2 separate regions of the Homo sapiens genome follow, and region 2 is linked to region 1. The links are chromatin loops, found by intact Hi-C in ENCODE. Cell type or tissue: Calu3. All regions are shown on one strand. Links, peaks and the distances in the headings refer to the core of each region. The heading gives the core; the rest is flanking DNA. Region 1 has its middle 140 kb from the start of ALG10B. Region 2 has its middle 76 kb from the start of ALG10B.

Region 1 (10,708 bases), core at 1,751-9,750:
CCTAAGGTCTCAAAATTATGGTGCTAGGCCTAAATTTGTCCTAATGACCAATATGGTCTAATCACAAACTTTTTTTTCAGCTACACCAGGTTTTATGGGTTAATCATCCCACTAGAAATCCTCTGAAATAGTGGAGTATATTTTCTAATTCCTGGAAAGTCCTAAATTCTCTGGTACAAAAGCCAGAATTCTAGAGTAATGGTGACATTACTTACTATATACCACAAAGGCACATTAAGAATGATCAACAATTCTAATAACAACTTTTCATTAAACTCTGATGTTGTATGCTTTATATGCATTATCTCCTCTAACCACATTAACATACTAATGCCAAATCTACAGATAGGTAAGTTTTTCCTTGATTTCACCTTCCTGCCTTCTTCCTGTTATCTACAATCAAACAACTCAGCTACATAATAGGAGATGAATATATGTGGTTTGAATATATTCATGAAGGATTAATGAAATAATAACTATAAGTTGACAAGCAGCATATATTGACTTTCACTCTATCATTTAATCCCTCAAGTAAGCCTCTGCTTTTGAGTACTCCACAAATATTTGCTGAAATAACTATCAAAGAGTTATCATTACAAAGAGAAATCTATCCTATTTTAAGAATTGCCCAGAAGAAATCTACATCATTTTCATTTTCAATATTAGAAGATCGTATATTTTTAGGTTGTTGTCATCCCCTCTACTAATCTCAGTAACTAAGATTTTAAGTTAACATAATTATCAAAGGCCCCAAAACTTACCTATGACTCTACCTTCTTTCTCTGAGCAAGTGAACATATAGTTTATTGAAAAATAAAATAATATTATTCTTCATGAATGAAATTCAACACACTCTTGTACCAGCTTCACTAATCAAATAGTTCTTTCTTATGCTTAACATAGTTTTTCTTCAAGTGATTTAAGATATTTCTTGTTGCTCTTTGTGAATCAAAATGATCAAATAAAAATCATTTTTATCTCTCAAATTCAAGCTAAACTGTTTTTTAGATAGGCTAGGTTCAATTTCAAGCAATAGAAATTTAACTCTGGCTTAAACAATGAGGAAATTCATTATTTCATTAAACAGGAAATCCAGAAGGAAGGCAGGCTTCAAACTTGGTTGCTCTAGCAGCTCACTCTTCCATCAAAGACCCAGGTTCTTTTTTGTTGTTATTTTTTGTTATTGTTATTTGTTTCCCTGCTGTGCTGGCTGCAGCCCCCTACTGAATCCTAAATCAAGATCTGGCAATTAAAATTAAAGCCACAGTACGTAGGATGGATGCAACACCTTTGTGACACTTAACATCCCCTTGACTCTCTCACCTTGTCTCCCTCTGCTCCCTCTCCCCTACTCTCTGTTCCTGGTTCAGTGATCTTCATGCCACACTGTTGCTTGAGGCCTTTGCTCTGTCTCCTGAGCCTAACACACTCTTCCCTCACATCACATATCCATTTGCCCAGTTCCATTGTGTTCTTCAGGCCTTTGCACAAATCTCACAGCTTTATTCTGACCACTTAATTTAATTAAACAACCTATCCCTGGGCACTCTCAATCCCCACTCTCCTTTTATTTTACACGGTACTTGTCACCTTCAGATTTATTACATACTTTATCAATTTATTATGTTGACTGATTATTTTCTTACTCCTATGTCAATCTCCTACTCCTAAATCTCTTACTCCTAAAGTCAATCTCCGCAAAGGCAAGACTTCTTGGTTTACTCATTAGTATATCTCAAGTACCTAGAACAGTCATTAGGAAATAATAAGTGCTCTATTCAATATTAGTTGAATATTGTTGAATGAATGTTTATAAAATGGCTGCCTGTACTAATTAGGTCCATAGGCTTCCTTGTTTATTTACAGGAGGAAAAGAGAACTGGCTTCTCTTGTTCTGAAGAAAGCAAGGAAGCATTTTAGACTAAGGCTCTTTAGAACAACAAAGCTTCTATTTCAGAAAGAACAAGCAGGACTCTGCTTAAATCTCATTGGTTAAAAATTAGATTACACACCCTTTCCTGAACCACTCCAGTGGAAGAAATATAATTACCAAGATTGGTTTAAATTAATCAGAACCTACTTTCTAAGTTTGGTAATGAGTTGAAGTCATCTAAACTGAGTCACACGGGTTTTGTGAGGAAGAGATGAATATCTTTACAAAATTCAGGTTTTATAGGAAGAAGAGAATAGATCTCAGTTAGATAATCAGCCATGCCCACTACATCTCCCACATGTGATGCTTAATTGTTCTTCTCGTAGTTCTTATTTCTGTCATGGTCCCTCAGACAATAAACCTTGGAATTATTTTTTTTTTCAGTGCTCAGCCCTGGCTACATGCTTTAATCACCTGTGGAGTTTTCAAAGCTCCCACTGCCTAAACTGTACACAATAGCAATTAAGTTAGGATCTGGTGTGGTGGTACAAGACATGAGACATTTTTAAAGCTCTAAGTGGTTCTGCAAAAGAAATTGAAATGGACCCAATAAACAAGCAAGGAAGACTGTATTTAAGGCTATTGCAATTAGGGATAGATTGTATAGCAATAGAAGAGAGACGCTGAACTCAACTTGCTGAAACAAAAGGCAAGGAGCATTACTAAGCACTGAGGTGAGCTAGTTGATGGAGAAGTAGTACCAGAAGATATTAGGGGAGAGATTGGTCTGTGGGACGAGGCCCTCTTTGTTTGCTAGTTGGTGCTTATTAAATTTAGGCTCCCCCGTCTCCTGCAGAGACAAGAGAGAGGGGAACTATCTTTCTTGATGATTAAGTTTCAAAGGGATGGCTCCTCTGTCCTTAAGAAAGACATTCCTGGGTTGCAGAAGACTTACTTCTCAAACAGACAGAAAAATTCAGTTGTAAGTTTTCTGAAATAAATCCCTAACAAAAGGGAGATCAGGGACCCATCTTCAGGAAAAATTCTATTTAAAGTTTAGTCAACCTGAGGGGACTATTAAGGCCATCTGGGTCAATTCCTGTGTGCAGATTGTTGAGAACCACCACTCTGCCCCTTTTTCTTCCTCAATAACCATATACATTCAGTTACTGAGTCTTCTTAATTTTATAATTGGTAGGTAAAATTAGGTATCTCTAGTTTGATTCCTTCTTGCCTTACATTTTTGCCCGGATTCCTGAAAGGGATTCCAAACTATTCTTCCTAGCTAGGTTATCTTGCCACTTCAGTAAAATTGCAACTGACTGCAAGAGTTATCTCATTAAATTAAAATACATCTCTTTATATTATTTTCCTACTTAAAACCCTTCACTGCTCCCCATTAGCCTAAGAATATCATCAGATTCTCCTAACATAGTTTGCAAGGATCTTATGAAGCAATCTATGGCCTCCATTTATTTGTTCGTTTCCAAACTATTGAAGGATTACTATTTCCTTTAGATCTAGATCCAATTTCAGCTTCTTTGGGAAGTCTTTCCAGACTCTGCTCAAACTCCCATGACAGGTGTTATTATTATGACAACAATAGTTATTTGCCTTGCATTATGTTTTCCATGCAATTTTTGTGAGCTCTGGTAAGCTAAGTATTCCCCCCCACATCTGTTTGTTGCCACACTCTCTTTCCTCTAGGACTAACACATGTTGGATCAAATGAATTAAAGGTAATTTTGACATTACACTATATCCCATACAAGTATATATAGCTAGTAAGTGGTAGAGCTGAGATTTGAACCTAAGAAGACTGCCTCCAGAAAAAGTATTTGTAATAAAAATCTGTATTGTTCAGAAGTGAAGATGACATGGAACAAAGACTAGGCTGCAATACAACGTGAATGAGAAATCAACCCTTGTTGTTGGCTCCATTTATTACTGAAACATAACTTAGCCTAAGCTCATTGATACAACTCCCTTTAGCTTTGTGTGTGTGTGTCTGTGTGTGTTTTAATGTTTTTTTTTTCCCTATGGTGGTTTTGGCTGTTGTACAAGTGGTAAATTCTTAACGCATTGTTATAAGACCAAATTTACAATTCAGTTAATTAATGTTTTATTTTGCAAATAATAAAAGAATTTCTTATGAATTAGTTTTTGTTTCTTTTGTTTAGAATTATAAACATAAGAAACCAATGAATCAAGCTAGGATTCTATCTTTTCTTTGCCTGGTTACCCGGGTGTTTCCACTTTTAAGAAATTTCAGGGAAGCCTACTTACCAAGTGTCTGACTCCAGTGCTTCATAAATAGCTAATGGAATCACAACTATACCTTTTTTTTCCCACTGGGGAAACAGTTTTTCATATGTGGGAGTTTTAAAGTTATGTCAGAAAGTTCACACCTTTACTCTCGGATTGGCATTGAACTTGAAATTTTGCCTTCTCCAGACTCAAAGAAAAGCTGACCTGAGTCAGAAAGGCAATTGCCACAGAATGTGCTAAAAGAGAATAGCCTCTTCAGCTTTTATCTGTGCATTCACTACTGCTGACTAATTCTGTTCTGCTAATTGCTGTCAAAAAGAAATGCCCATGTTCTTCTGCCAACCTGGGCAAGGCTGACATATTTCTTGGCTCAGGTTCACAATAGCCTTTGTAACAAAACATATTGATCTCCCTTGAAGCGAATCTGACATAGAAATATGTAGATGCTTGCAGTTAGATGCTTTATACTCCTATATATAGACAGATACTTCTCAAATACTATTAGCTGCATTGTAGCTAGTCCATAGCAAACATTCTTTTACCCTCTGTTGACATATGAAATCACCTATGGTATTCTACTTATGTACTTTCTTGACATCTTTCTTTTCAACAATAAACATTTATTTGGCTTAATTATTTTTGGTATGTGAAAATCTAGCACTCTCTATTTTTTTCTTAAGTGCTTTTTATTTCTAGCAGAAAACTGCTTTGTAATTGAAGCCTATAACTACTGTCCATGCTCCAGAAAATATATTTTTTAAAAAATTGCTGTGCTTGGCTTTCATCTGAGCTTGGTATTTCTGCCCTGGCAGCTGGGAGAATATAATAATGGTTGAATACTCACTTCCCTTAAAAAGTTTTCACTGTGATATTTTATTATTTGATTTTTATGGGACTTAAAAATGATATGGTCCCACTCAGGGTTAAAAATAAGAACACATCTAATGTGAAATACAAATTAATGTTTGAAGTGACCATCATTGTGTATTATCCATTTAACAGCTCTCTACTTGTTCAAATAATTTAAAGGTGACTATGTGTAATATTGTTCCCAGAATTCCAGTGTCAATCAATAAATAAAAGCTGTGCTGTGGAGAAAGTATGCTGGATTGAGACAGGTATAGGGGAAATGGCTACAACATTATAATGGAAGATACTGCTGTAGAAAATCATCTATGCAGACAATTTTGGCTTGCCATTTTCATCAGAAGGAATTCTTGTGTTATTAAGCAAGTTATGGAACCAAAGCAAGCTCTCCACTATCCAGCTCTGTTATTATGTGAACACGAACATCACAAAAATTGTCAAAGTCCTCCTTAAAACTTACAGGCTGGGTTAGACACAACTTTCCATCTTCTACAGCCTGTTTCACTTAGAATGTTTTAAATCATTTGTTAATTTTTATTCTTGGTTGATTATACCTCACATTCTGTTTCTTAAAAAAGTAAAACTGTCATCTTTTCTGTTGTCTTTTAGACTCTAATTATATGATCCTGCTCATTTTCAGTAGATCATTTCTCCTTTCACTTTGTTTTCCCTTCTCATTTTAGATCCCCTCTTCTCAAAGTTTCTCATTTTGTTTTCTTTTTATTCTAATCACTGGACCTTTCTTCTTTCGTAAAACTGACTTCTCCCTTGGCACTCTTGACCCTATGCCTATCTGTCAGTTATGTGATCATGCTGTGTTAGCTATCCCTTTGTTTCTTCATTCCCATTCATTCTTCAAAACATATAGGACTTAATTTGCCTCCATGAATCCAATGAGACCATTCTTTGAAAAATCATCAATAGCCCCACAGTACCCAGCCCAGCAGCACCGTGTCAGCATCTGACCTGTTCAAACTCTCAGCAACATCTCATTTATATTTTCCTGCCTTTCATTTGATCAGTTAAGCTGCTGAAACTTGGATTCCCATAAGAGTCTTTGGGATTATCTTAAGTTCATTTTACCAGTCTCTCATTTGAAAATATATGTATCAGGTTGCTTTAGGTGACTGCTCAGCCTCTCTGTTACTCTATCCATTCCTCATGTTGGTGTGGAGCACATTCAGACAATTCTCTCTGTTTCAAATGCTGTCTTGTCTTCTCTTGCTCACACTATAGCGAGACACTATGGTAATATTCCTGAACACAGCTATGATTATTTCTCTCCTGTGCAAAACACTCAATAGTTCTCAACTGAATAGAAAACAAAGTTTGAATTCCTAACTAATGTGTGAAAATCCCTCAACAATTTGGGTCCAACATTCCATTACAGTCTTTATTTCTTACTATGCTTCAACCCACACAACATATATGATACCAATCACCCACCTCAAGGCATTTCCCAAACATGACTTACGCTTTTTAATTATTTTCCTTTGCTCCATCTTCTCTCTTTCTTGAAATGTCCATTTTTTCTTTCCTTAACTGATAATAATCTTTGAACCCATGGGGCATATAAAGTGTCTTGTCCAAATTGAAGTCTTCCCTGATTAAGCCAATGAAAATTAATCTTTCTCTCCCATGGTCTGCTAACATTTTTCATCAATTATTTGTTGAGTATTAAACTATATTCGAAGAACTAGCAATAGAATGATAAACAAAATGTCATGATTCATGAACATTGATTGCTGATAGAAAATGTTATAGTTTGCATTAGATTATAGTCATTTGTGTATAAGCCTGTCCATCTTACAAAATTATAAGGCATGGCTTCCTAAAGGATCATGATTTGCCTTTCACAATACAAAGCTCCTGTGTTAGATGAAATGCATTCAATAAATATTTGTTAAATCAATTCTCTTTAATTAATGTTCAATCATATGATTCATAACAAATAAGAAGACACTCAAGCAATCTGGATGAATGATTGACTTTAATCTGAAAATCTGAGAGGCAAAACTAATAACTAAATAAAAAATGTTGATCATTAATTCATTCTGTACCAGTACAATACTAAAGATGTTTCATTTATTATCTTTCTTACTTTTACAAACAACTCTATGAGATCATCACGTTCATTTTCCTATTTTATAAATGAGAAATAGAGGGATAAGGAAATACAATAACCCTCTTCTCTGATTCCTAATCACTAACAGCCAATCACTAACTCTATTGCATAGACTGCCTATTAATATTTAGTAGTAATAAATATTCAACTTAATTAAAGACACAATTTGATTTTACATTCTGCCAGATCTCATCAATTTAATGTATCAGTCCAATTACGAATGAAACCTAGGTTAAGGTATTCTTAAAATTGTCTTTTTTCTGGGTCAGAACAAGTCATATGGCACCTCTTAACCACAAGAGGTCCAGGAAACACAATCATCTTTTTGCCTCTAAGGCAGAAATTTGGAAAAACTGGTGACAGCATTCCCTAAGACTACCAAAGTTTATCCTTCTGGTCACCAAATACTAGACTACTACCCTTCTTCCCCTAGGCAAAAAATGCACTTATTCATCCCCAAAGAAAGACCACATTAAGCTCTCATCCACTCTCACAGTCAAACTGAATGTCCAAATATCTGAATGATGCACAGTACTATTTATATCAGATTCTAGTGGTATAGGGACAGAAGAATACCTCATTTGGAAAAGGGATGAATGAGGAACACAGAACTGTCACACATCCCTAGTAATTCTGAAATCCTGCTGGTCAGGTGGTATAAGGACTCTTACCCAGAGGGTGGTTAATGTTCCTTAATTAGACTGTGAATCTGCTTCTTGACAGTAACTCCTTATCCATAGTTTGTCATGGCCTCTGAAAGCTCCTTTAAGGAAATTTCTTTTTCATCATTTTTCTTGGTCATATCTGAATTGGGCATGAGAGAAAAAAAAATCCTCCTTCATAAATTAGTAGTATTCTCAGCTCCTTCCCTATATGGACATTCTAAGCACCATTTTAAGACAGTAACAGATGCTTTCGATTCAGCCTGTTGATATTTTTGATAGTGCAAGCCTCTCAAAAACATACTCAATGTTTCTGATTATTTAATAGTTTCTTTCACTATAAATAAGTATTTTCCATAATATTTTCTAATCAATTATTGCCAGGATTTAGGAAAACTAGGATTTTTTGTGTATTCATCTTCTATCTAGTTATTTTTCTAAACATTGTTTTTAACTTGATTAAACTCCTAGTAGATTTCCTTGGATTGCTATGTTATCTGCAATTAACACTTATTGCTGTCTTTCTAATATTCTTCATTAGCTAATTTTCTTGTCTGATAACATATTTTTGATCTTCCAACATAATCTGGAATGTAGCTATGACAGCATATATTTGTGTTTTATTACTGATTTTGTCAATATGTCTAATGTTTCACCATACTTTTTTTAGTTTCCCACTAGATTTTTTTTACCTTTAATAAATAAAAATGTTCTCTTCTATCTTAGCTTTCTAGGAGTTTCAAATACATAACAAATTGACTTTTATCAGTTTATTTTGATTCTGTATTTAGATTATAACATACATTTTTCCCTTTAATTTGTAAATATATTAAATGACATTGTGGATTTATTTCCACTATTGAAGGATTCATGGATTACTGGAATTAAGCAAACTTGGTAATTTTACTTTTTTTTTTGGCTTTATCTATGTGCATAAGTGAGATTTTTCTCTACATTTCTTGCATTGACTTTATCCAGTTTGCTACTGCAATTAGGTTAGACTTGAAAGATAACTTTTTATATTATGGAAATAATCTAATTGTTAGAATAAAGTAACCACATATTTGAATGATAGTGTAATTGAATATGGAACTCTGGATTCTAAGCCATGGAAGATATTATTCCATGGTATTTTTGCCTCCCATGTGGCTGCTGAGGTATCTGATAATAATCTGACTCTTGTTCCTTTACAGGTAGTATCCCCCCTCCCTTTGGTACCTTTAAAGATTTTCTTTATCATTGATATTTTAAAATTTTACTATGATCTGCTGAGAACCAAGATTTGTTTATATGTTGTTTTGTTTTTGTTTGCTTTTTAATTTATCCCTTTAGTACTTAATCTTTCTTCACCATAGGCAAATTATTTGCCATCTTCTTTAAGTAATGATTTCCTTTTATTGTCCCCATTTTCTCTATCTGCAACATCTATAAGATACATTCTACAATTTCTGTGTATGTCTTCCATGCATCTTATATTTTTTATATATTCCTTTCATTTCAGCTCAATAATTTGCTATTCAGCTGTGTCAATTTTGCTATTTGACCATAAAAATATGTGTAGATTTAAGTCCCAACCTCTAATTCATTCTTTTTATATGTAACAACTTTTTGGCATGAATGGCATATTCCTCCTGTTCCTTCGAAAAATTCTACTGGTTATAATTTCTGTACTTATTTTTAGTTAACTCTCCATCTTCAAGTATATGTTCTTGTTTGAAATCTCTTTTATTCAATATGTTAATGCTACTCACATAGTTGGTGATGTGCTCATCATTTTAGTTGCTGTAACCGTAGGCTGTCTGCTTCTGTGTTTACAGAACTTGCCTTGAATAGGGCAGGAACTCTTGCCCAGCTTGTACTCTATATCAGGATGGTGAATACTCACCATGAAATGCTACTAGTGGTTCACTTCCATGGCTTATCTTCTGACTGTTGATGTTTTTTGTTCTTTTCAGATATCATCAACCATTTGGATCCCTGTCCTCTCATTTATCCTCAGGTCCACCATTTATTACTCCTGTGTGTAGACAGTTAACCCATTATTGCCTGGTTCACTTGGAGTTGGGGGTGAGACATGTGTCCAGGAGACACCCATAGCATTTGAAAGTCTTGCACGTTTCCGTGGCAGAATACAAATGAATTCCGTGTGAGATCCCCCAGGTTTTCTCCTGCTCTTTTCTTCCACAACTTCTGTGGCAATATTTTTTTTCTGCAACTTCTGGCATTTTTTCTTTAATAATGTCTGCTTTCAGTATTTCAGGAATTTTGCAGGTTCAAGTTCTAGCAAATTCTCCTCCTTGTGTTTGAACAGCTATGAGCTTTTATGTAGAAAGGAGAATTGCATCATGTGCTTATTTTACCATCCTAAATATTTTTTCAGATTGCTATAAAATTTTAAAAATTCTCATTTATAACCTTCAGATTCCTGAGGTCAGCTCCTCAGATCGAAATTTTTTTAAACACTGTACTTTACCACATGACCTCTAAGTTAAAATAGCACAGTTGGATTTCTTCTGCAATTGGATTTGCTTTGGTACTGTTTTGACAAGCATCTCAAAGCAATCTGGAAAATATTTTTGTTCATGAAAAATCTTCCTTGCCTGCACATCAACTTCTGAAACAAAACAGGTGTGAAAAGCACAAAGCAGAGCAATTTGTACAGATGGTATGGAGGTCAAGAGAAAAAATTTTACATTCCCCAGAGTTGACAGTTGTGTGTAGTGTTAAAAAGCCAGTTATAATGTCTTGCTAATAATCAGTTATTTAACAGGTTTGTGTACTCAGTGGCTCTCCAGTAACATTGTTCTTTAGAATCGAATAGTTGGAAATGGTGTGTTAGACAATATTGGAACTTCTTATAATTAGATGGAATACCAACCAGGGATAGTTGTAAACAGAGACTATTTAAAAGAC
Region 2 (10,708 bases), core at 1,315-9,314, 63 kb after region 1:
GAAATATATAGTGAAAGAACAGAAAGAAAAGTAAATGATACAGTAGAAAATTATCTATTTAACACAGAGGAAGGCAGTGTTGGAAGAACAGAGGAAAAAATTAGGACAGATAGAAACAAAAAGTGAAATGGTAGAAATCCTACCCTACTGCTGATTACATTTAATACAATTGGATTAAGCATTTCAGTAAAAATGTAGAGGTTGGCAGAATGAATTTAAAAAACCCACAATCCAACTATATCCTGTCTAAAAGAGATATGCTTAAAGGCAAATAGTCAAATAGATTGAAAATAAAAAGATACATACACACACACACACACACACACATATATATATATATATAACACAAACACTTACTAAAAGAGGAGTGGCTATTTTAACATAAGACAAAAAGAGAATTTAAGACAGAAGTTAACAAAGAATATTTTATAATGATAAAATTACAAATACATCATGAAGGTATAACAACTATAAACACATACGCACTGAACAATGGAGCTACAAAATTACATGAAGCTAAAATGGACAGAATTTAAGCAGGGGAAAAGACAATCTAATAATAAGAGTTTGAGACTTCAATACTCCACTTTCAGTAATGACTATAAAAGTAAGCATAACACCTACAGAAAAATATAATACTTGAACAACACTTAAATCAACTAGACCTATAGAATACTCCTCAAAACAAAGAAATACACATTTTTCTTAAGCAAACATGGAACATTCTCCAGAATAGATTATACGATAGTCCATAAAGCAAACCTTAATAATTTAAAAAAGCTGAAATCATACAACATATGTTATTTGATCACAATGGAATTACATTAGAAATCAACAATAAACATTTCTACATAAGCAATGGATCAAAATATAATGAGAGATCAAAATATAGTGAGAGATCAGAATAAAACTAGAAACTACTTTGAGATTAATGAAAACAAAATTACAACATACCAAAACATGGCATGTGGCTAAAGCAGTGCTTAGAGGAAAATTTATAGCAATAAACACTGATATTTTAAAGAATACAAATCTTGAGTCAATAACCTAACTTAATACTTTATACAACTAATAATATAATAATATGTACAGATCATAGATGCACATATATATGTGCATGTATGGTATGTACATATATTCTCTACCTTTTCCTCTTTCCTTTGCCCTTCTTTCCCATCTCTCTCTCTTTCTCTGCTATCTATCTACCTATCTATCATCTATCTATCATCTATCTATCTATCTATCTATCTATCTATCTATCTATCTATATCTGTCTATCATCTATTAATATCTACCAAGGCTTTTTGTGTGCCAGGAACTGTTCTAGCCACTATAGATGTGCAACTCCCAAGTAGCTTATGTTCCAGTGAGTAAAATTCCACTAGGTATCTGGGACCTGAGCAAAACAAGAAATGTTACTTTTCATTTTTCAATGTCTCTAAATACTCTGTGACATGTAAGATAAACCCTTGACTTTGTAAAGTAGTTAGGCAGCTTGTTTGTGTCTATGTCCAGATGATACATAAACACCATTACCTCATCCAAACCCTAGCAAATCTTCTCTGACTCAGTTAAGATTCTTAAATTTAAATTCCAAATGTTCTACAATAAAAGTAGGATGTAAATAATTTGCTGAAATTTGGCAGGGGAAATTGAGGAAGAAGACTTTTAAGGCAGAAAAAGTCATTTAAAAAAAGCATAAAATCATATAAGATATTCTGGAAATATCAAATAGTCCCGTTTTGCTGGTGCAAAGAAAAGTTGAACGGGAGCACTATTGTTCAGGATTTAAAGTCTAATTGGAACAGGAAAATGACATTATGTGAACATGGATAAAGAGAATGAACATAGCCCCTTCCCTGCTGAATGTGTTGGAGTGTGGAGTGATTAGCAGTCTTATAATTTTTAAGCTCTTGCAATACTTCAAGCAAGTAAGGTAAGATGGGGAAGGGAACAAAGGTAAAGTCTAAGTGGAGAGAGAGGACCATTGAAAGGAAGAACACAAAGATGATTCTATAGTCACATTAATAGTACATTACAGAACTTTCTCTCACTCACAAGAGTCTTCTTTGCTAGATTAGTAATAACTCCCTTGATTAAAAGGAATGATCCTTATTTAAACTAACAAAAGCTCTATAAGGAAATTTATTATCTAAGAACGAAGAGGTATTTCATATAGTCCAAAGACAGTGATACAAAAATGGGTTGAACCCTGAACATAGAACACCATCATGCCCCATTTTTCAAATTGCTTTTCCTTTTGCATTTCCATAAGTTGGCTTTATTCTCTTTCTATTTCTCTCTCTGTAGAATATTTTTCTCTCTTTTTCTCATAAAACAAAAATGTAATAAAAAATACAAAGGCCTTTGATAGGTCCTGAATTTACATGTTCAGGAGAGTTGAGTTATCCTAAACTCTGTTAATCCAATATTCTCAAAGCCCACCACTAGACAAATCAAATTTCACAACAGGGCACTTTCAGGTTAAAAAGCATGATTCTCAGAAATTTCTCCAAAAAGAACCAAAGGAATTTCTTCAAAGATCACTGTGATCTCGGGACACAATTCATGCTATCTAATATTTTACTATAAACACAATCTGTGCTCTTTGAGTTACTTGAATATTTGTTTCCATGGTGTAGTAAACACATCATGTTAACTCATGAAATCAAAGTTTGTAATGAAAAAACTCTCCATTCTTTTACTTTTTCAATTTTAATTCTCTTAATATTTATTTCTGAATCCTCTTAGAATGTGGTAGATACTATAAGAATTTGATTAATGCTGAAATTAATATAATCATTACTTTCTGACTTTTGCATGTTTGTATACCTTTTAGTATATCCAAATTATATTATATTTTTAACAACAGCATTACATTTTTTCCCCACGGTCAGTTGGTAATCATTTATTTTTGTAGTCGTTGATTATCCGTTGGCTTTTTCTTATTTTCAAAATATCTTTCTTCAACTTGTGTTTGTGGTTTTGCCTTGTTTTTGCCATCAAAATGTTTTATTTAATTGAGACAGATCTATTTCCTAATATATTACACTAATAGGTTAATTTAAATTATGTTCTCATTTTCTTGGAGTCTATAATCATCAGCTACTTTGAGGAGAATTTAAAAAGAAAGTATAAGAAGAAGAAAAAAGAGACATTTGGCCCTGGACATGTTCCTTGTAGGTACCATTTTACTGTCCCTTAGTATCTATCATTATTAATATCACTTAATTTTGATTTAGTGAAAAATTAATTTATACTTAGTTTTTCCATTTATTCCTCTCCCATTTACTCCTCAAACTAGAGCCAACATATTTCTCACTCCTCCATCAAAAAACAAACAAAAAACTCACCCTATCAAAAAATAAACACTGGGTAATTCTCTCTCCCTTTCATGATCTTTCAGCAGCATATGGCAGGTTGATTCTTTTTTAAACTAGCTTTCTTCATGCTTCTATAACAGTTTATTGTTGTTGATTATTTTGTAGGTTACCTATTATCTGCCTACATTTTATTAATATTTCCCCAAAGCTCTTCCTGGCCCCATTCCTAACCTCCTGGAGTGATTTCATGAACTTCTTGTCACTTCTGTTGTAAGAGTATAGAGTACAAACTCTAGAATAAGATTTGCTGGTTTCAAATCCCAACTCTAGGCAAGTTAATCTTGACATGCATCAATTGCCTCTTCTGTGTAAGAGAAAACATAATAGTAACAATCTCAGGTTTGTTGTGAGGACAAAATTAAGATATGTAAATAGTTTTTAAAATTCCTAGTATATAATAAAATAACATAAATATTAGATCATATGGAAACCAGTACTTTTTATGTTGATAAAATTCATGTATCTATCTGTATTAGTCCATTTTCATGCTGCTGATAAAGCCACACCTGAGACTGGGAAGAAAGAGAGGTTTAATGAACTTACAGTTCCATGTAGCTGGGGAGGCCTCATAATCATGGCAGAAGGCAAGGAGGAGCAAGTCACATCTTATATGGATGGCAGCAGGCAAGAGTGACCTGGTTCAGGGGAACTCCTCTTTTTAAAACCATCAGATCTCATGAGACTTATTCACTATCACAAGAACAGCACAGGAAACACCTGCCCCCATGATTCAGTTACCTCCCACTGGGTCTCTCCCACAACACATGGGAATTCAAGATGAGATTTGGGTGGGGACACAGCCAAACCATACCACTCTATCCCAAAATTTATCTTCTGAGATTTTTTTCTTCTTTTATGATCATTCTATTTTTAATGCACAAATATAGTCTATATTTAAAACAACGTAATATAAGAATTATCTGCCTCAGCATTTAATATTTCTGTCAGCTATATGATGCATACTCCCAGTCAAAAATCAGAGATTCATAACTTCATTTTTAAATGGGTGAACAGTGTTCTCTTATGTGGTATACTGCACTTTAATTAATCTTCCACAGTTGGACATTTGTATTGTAATCCAGTGTATTTCTATAATAATACATTATTAATTTAAAAAGTATTTGTTGAATATTAACAGTTAGAAAATTGATAGACTAGAGAGCTATTCAATTTCTTACCATTCAAGTACATAGTTTGCAATTTAGACCTCAAAGACCAAGAATACTACTACAGTGGCAGCACACTTGTGTAGACTAAAGATATTGGTTGGGAGGCCAGCACTGCTATTGAAGATGTGCTTAAATGTCAAGCCCCCAACTGCCTTTGATCTTGGAATTACTTGTAGCCATTATTCCCTTCCTGCAAGACTACAACGTAAAGTGGGATACACAACAATTATTTTAGTTTGTTTTGGACAGCAAGGTACCTAGAAAGACAAGAATCGCCATAAAACATGAATGTTTCAAAGATCTGTGCAGACTTCTGGCAAGGACATTTCCTGTTTTCAAAGATGAACTGGTGAATCTGGTAAATAGAGAAATTCAAAGAAGATATTCATTACAACTTTCTAAATTAGGGTTTTGAGAGTTTCTAAGGCATGACAGAAGCTTGGAGTACTGAATTAGCCATGTTTCGTAAAGCAGGTACTGATATTTTTAAAGTAAGAATGCTAAGGTGACTCATTTTGTTGAGGCTGCAAGGCAGATACCTCAGCTAGAATGCCTTGGGCGATTGCAAAATCTCAATGGCAGTAGCAAGATACTGAACATGGCTTAACAGTTTCTAAATATGAGTCATTAAGCTAGTTCTTAAGTAATATAAGCTTGAATATACAGTTAACAGATCAACCCCTCCCCTTTCTTCCCCATCCTCAGCTTACTCAATAGGAAGACAAAAAGGATCAAGACGTTTATGATAATCCACTTGCACTTAATAAATAGTAAATATATTCTCTCTTTCTTACAACCTTCTTAGTAAATTTTGTAAAAATACAGCATATAATACATATAACATGCAAAATATATGTTAATCAACTGCTTATATTATCAGTGAGGCTTCCAGTCAACAGTAGGCTATTATAAAGTTTTTGAGGAATCGAAATTTATATGCAGATTTTCTACTGTGCAGGGCTCAACACACCTAACCCTAATTGTTCTAGGGTCAACTGCAATTACTTTTCTCCTTTGTAGATTGATTACTTGCCAGGCAACATATTGGCTCTGAGGATTGAAATGTAAATAAGACGTGGTCTGATGTCTCAGAACTCATGGTCTAACAGCAGATGTGGACATATAAACAATTAATAGTACTTTCCAATTAGAAAAAGAAAAATGGCATTTCAGAGCATAGGAATCATGTGCAGAAAAGCACAGTGCCAAGACCTTGTTATGACATATTTGGTAACTGAACAGACATGTTAGCCTTCTAGAAATGAAAATTAATAAAATCAAACAACTCTGAAAAAAAGGAATAACAATAAAGCCCTAACATTCTGTCTTTGACAATCCCCTCTCCTTGGGCAAGCACAAATCCTCAGTGAGAAGACAGTATTCAAAGTTATCTTCTTTCTGGAATACTTTATCAAATTATTATATTAGTATAATTCCTGGTAATCCCTCATATTGTAAGAATTATGTATTACTATGTGAAGACTTTTTTAAAAGTTTACAACATATATTTCCACTAAATTACTCATACTATAGTAATTTTGCCATTTGATTGTATATTTGGGCAACACTGAAAAGATTTGTGTCTCTATTGACTTTTGATAGGAAATGCTCGTACTGTGAGATGCATAGAACATTCCCCAACTTTTCACCTAACTCTCATTCATTCTTCATGTCTCTCCCTAAATGTGACTTTCCATAGCAAGCCTTCCCCGACCTCTTAGACTATTTTTACTCCCAGATTATACTCTTTTCATGTCATCATAAGAATCATACTTTACTGTAATTCTTCATGAGATTATTTTTCTCTCTCACTATGAAACTATAACCAGGGAGCCATACCCTTTTTACTTAACTTTGTACACCCAGAATCCATCACCTGCTTTCTCACATCAACTAAAACCATTAAGTGGTAGAGTCTGTTAATCAGCCATGGCCTTAGAAGTAGTTTTTCCTGAAATTAATGGCACATGACAGTAATATGGCCTATGTTGACACATATTTGAAGGATAGTAGAGTTTAAGCAGGACAGTCTCTTTTCTGGGAACACAGCAAAAACAAACCTGCATATTTGAATATCAAATTCAGTGTTCTTAGCTGAGCTAACCAGTCACAGAAAGGTCAGTCTTATTGTTTGGGCAATGTGACGAGGGATACAAGTAGTGACATTTCAAAACTGATTGAATCAAACAGTAGAATATTAGTCACTGGCTATGATTCTGTCCTGACAGGAGAATGAACTGGCTAACTTAACCACTGTCAGAACTCTATATGGTTTGAAGAAATCTCTATTATAACAGAACTCTATATGGTTTGAAGAAATCTCTATTATAACACAGGATTTTTAAAGTTTATGATATATCATTATCCTAAAACATTAAGGTACAGATGTAAATAGACATGAATGGAAATATCCTCCTTCAGCCTCTAACTCATAACCCCAAGTTACTCCCCTTCCCTAAAGTAGCTACTGTTAATCTTTTGTTGTGTGTTCTTAAAATTATTTAGATATATTTGCATGTGTGTAGAGAGTGCATTTTTATATCACTGATATAGATTTAATGCCTTATATATTAAATAGCTGTATTGTATATTTTGTAGTGTATATGTCTATAATTTAACCATTTTCCCGTTATTCAATCTTTTGATTACCTAAAGATTTTTGCACTTTAAAAAATACTGGAGTAAATATTTTTTAAGTACAGACATCTTTTTGTACAGAATATAGATTTCTTTTAGATACCAAAGAATGGAAATCCAGATGGAAAGACATCTATGTGTTTTTAAATTTTGCTGAAATTATTTTAAAAGGCCTTTCCTTTCCATAGTCTCATCAGTTGAACATGCGTGTACATATTTCTCCACACTTCATCAATTTGAATATTATTAATCTTTCAGGGAGGCTAAAATACCCCATTTTATTTTGGTTGTATTTCCATAATTATAAGTAAAATTGAGTGTTTTTTATACATTTCTTATTTCTTCTTTTACTAATGACCTGTTCATAACTCTTGTCCATTTTTCTATCGTTTTTTTCTCATTGACTTGAATGAGCTTTTAAAATATATGATGGCTATTATTTGTTAGATGTGTTGCAAATGTCTTCTGTCAATTTGTTACTTTTTCATAACTTTGTCAAGACTTCTTTTATTATGTAGGTTGTACATTTATTTTATAATTCTGAAAAGTTTTAAGAAAGTCATTCCTACTTACAAGACAGCCTAACATTTAGGCTTAAATTTTCTTTTTAGATTTACTACTGATTCTTTTTTAAAATTTGATTACTCCTGGATATTGAGTGAAAACAAGAAAGTCTATCTTATATTTGTTAATGGAGGAATTCACCTATATTTTTATAGTGCTTGATTAGATTTTCTAAGGATTTCAATATTTGGTTTATTTGGTAATTTATTTGTATGTCTGCAGTGAATAATGGATCAATTTAACTTTTATATGGTTATCTAGTGCCCTAACTTTATTTATTAAAAATCTGTCTCATTCACAGAAATGAGAGATATCCACTTAATCATATGTTTGTCTTCTGAGTCATAACATATCACATATCTATTTCTGAACTTTCTATTCTATTTCATTGGTTTGTCCACTCATGTGCCAGTGCCACACTGTTTTAATTATAAAGGCTTTATATGTTTAACATAAGATTGAGGGAATTCCTCTCCCTTAGCCTTTCTTTTCAATATTTTCCTAGCTATTTTTGCACATTTATTTTTCCTATATCAAATTTAATATTAATTCATCTGGCTTCAGAATAAATGCTAATTAGTATTTAGTTGGGAACACATTACATGCATAGGTTAATTTAGGGAACATTAACTTATTTATAATTTTGAGACGTCCTGTATATACACAAACAGTGTCTACTTGTTCAGTTCAATTTTTTTTTTTTGAGATAGGATCTCACTCTATTGCCCAGGCTGGAATGCAGTGGCACGATCTTGCCTCACAGCAACCTCCACCTCCTGGGTTCAAGTGATTCTTGTGCCTCAGCCTCCCAAGTAGCTGGGACTATGGGCATGCACCACCACACCCAGCTAATTTTTGCACTTTCAGTAGAGATGGGGTTTTGCCATGTTGGCCAGGCTGGTCTCAAATTCCTGGCCTAAAGTTATCTTCCTGCCTTGGCCTCCCAAAGTACTGGGTCAATTTAATTTTTGTGCTTTTTGGAAATATTTTATAGTTTTTTATATAAGTTTTGAACATTTTAATCTATTTTTTTCTGTAGAAGAAGTTTTCCCTTACATTATAACTTTAAACTGGTTATTATTTGTATATGTGATGCTATTGTTTTATTATTGATTCTTTAAGAGTTTGCAGATATACTATTCCATCATTAACATATATGTCAATATAATAAGATAAATTAGCCAATGCAGTTAGATAAGAGAAAACAAATGAAACAAAGTAAAACCATAAGTATATTATAGTTTTCTATATTAGGTCTATGTTTCACTTTAAATAAGACGGTAGATTTTTGGAGATACACAAAAGTTGCAGAAGCAGCAATTTATTCTATTTTCTTGAGAGTTTGTATTAGAAATGTAGAAATATTCAATTTTGTCAAGTGGTTTTTCACTGTCTATAGAAATAATGATACAATTTTTTTCTCATTAGTCTTATATTGTGATAATACATAGTATTAAACTATGCTTAGATTCATGGTATAAATTCTACTTAGTCATACTATATTGTTTCCTTAGTATGATATTAAAGTCAAATAGACAAAATTGACTTAGGATTACTTCCTCAATATCATAAGCAATACTGTTCTGTAATTTTCTTTTGTTTTTGTGCTATCTTTGTCAGGTTTGGGAATCAACATTGTTCTAGCTTCATAAAAATAATTGTAGTTTTCTTTTTCTTAATACTCTGAAAAAATTTATTGAGCATTTGAAATGTCTGACCTCAAAAAGTTTTAATTTATCTTGACTCCAAATGGGCCTGTGCTTTTCTGTTAGTTGGATCCTTGTTGAAATTTTTTGCTTCATCTGTGAGAGTTGATCTTTTATATGCTTTCAATTTTGGTAACCTGTATTTTCCTAAGAAAGTTTGTGTTTCATTTAGGCTTTCCAATTTACTTGCATGGGGATGCTCAAAATAATAATATATATATATATGAATTTACTTGCATATATATATACACACACATACACATCTATATATACACATATGTAAATTGCATATGTATATATACACACACATATACATACATATATACATATATACACACACATATATGTATGTACATGTGATACATGTACAGTGATAGTCTTTCTTTATGTGTCAACTTGACTGGGTTACAGTCCTCAATTATTTGATCAATCATTAATGTAGGTGCTACTATGAAGATATTTTGGAGATGTGACATATACATATGTACATGTATGTGTATGTGAGTACACACATACATATAAGTTTCCTCACTATCAATACAAAGATAAGGATATGGACATCTTGGGGGAAGGTGGAGTCATTATTTAGCATACCAAAATCTGTCCTTTTCAACTGCTTTTGTTACCAATGTGTGTAGTAGTCAGTGTCCAACCAGGCAAATAAAAACAGTGGGGAATATATATTATTCATTGCAAGGAATTAGTTAACATGATTGTGTAAGCTGGCTAGCTCAAAGTCTAAAATCCACAGGGCAGGCTAGAACTCTCAAGGGTAGGCTGAAGCTGCTGTCCACAGGTGGAATTTTTACTTCTAGAAACCCTTACCTTTGTTTTTAAGATCTTTCAACCAATTAAATCAGGTCCAACCAGATTATCTAGAAAAAATTGCCCTCCTTATAGATAAGACTTTAATCACATCTCCAAAATATCTTCACAGAAGCACCTACATTAATGTTTGATAAAATAACTGAGGACCGTTGACAGATAAAGTCAACAGTCCAATCAAGTTGGCACATAAAGGTGAGTATCACTGTCCCCCCATTGTCAACTTGGCACCCTACACATTTCCTTAAATCTTAATATCCAAATAAGACAATAATAAAGTCATACTTTCACATAACACAACTATCTCGAATACAACCTAAAACATGTTAATCCCTTCCCAAAGGGGATGCAAAGTACATGATATTCCTTCTTCTCCTTTGATATCCTTTAACTTAAATGCTGTGATATAAAGTAAATCATTATT

What was found. A loop is a pair of places that touch in the nucleus more often than their neighbours do. Peaks named below come from ENCODE experiments on the same cell type or tissue, not always from the same donor. Only the 100,000 strongest peaks of a DNase experiment are listed, where the experiment ranks them.
Region 2: it touches region 1 in a loop (5-fold over the local background); 2 of 110 quality-filtered maps call a loop at or near these places.

What each region holds. Positions count from the first base shown.
Region 1 is chr12:38,450,670-38,461,377 of GRCh38, reverse strand. No RefSeq gene overlaps it. Among named protein-coding and RNA genes, the nearest start is that of ALG10B, 140 kb to the right of the region's middle. In Calu3, for the core only: no CTCF peak of the experiment used is centred there; no DNase peak of the experiment used is centred there.
Region 2 is chr12:38,387,186-38,397,893 of GRCh38, reverse strand. No RefSeq gene overlaps it. Among named protein-coding and RNA genes, the nearest start is that of ALG10B, 76 kb to the right of the region's middle. In Calu3, for the core only: no CTCF peak of the experiment used is centred there; a DNase peak (open chromatin) is centred at 5,113.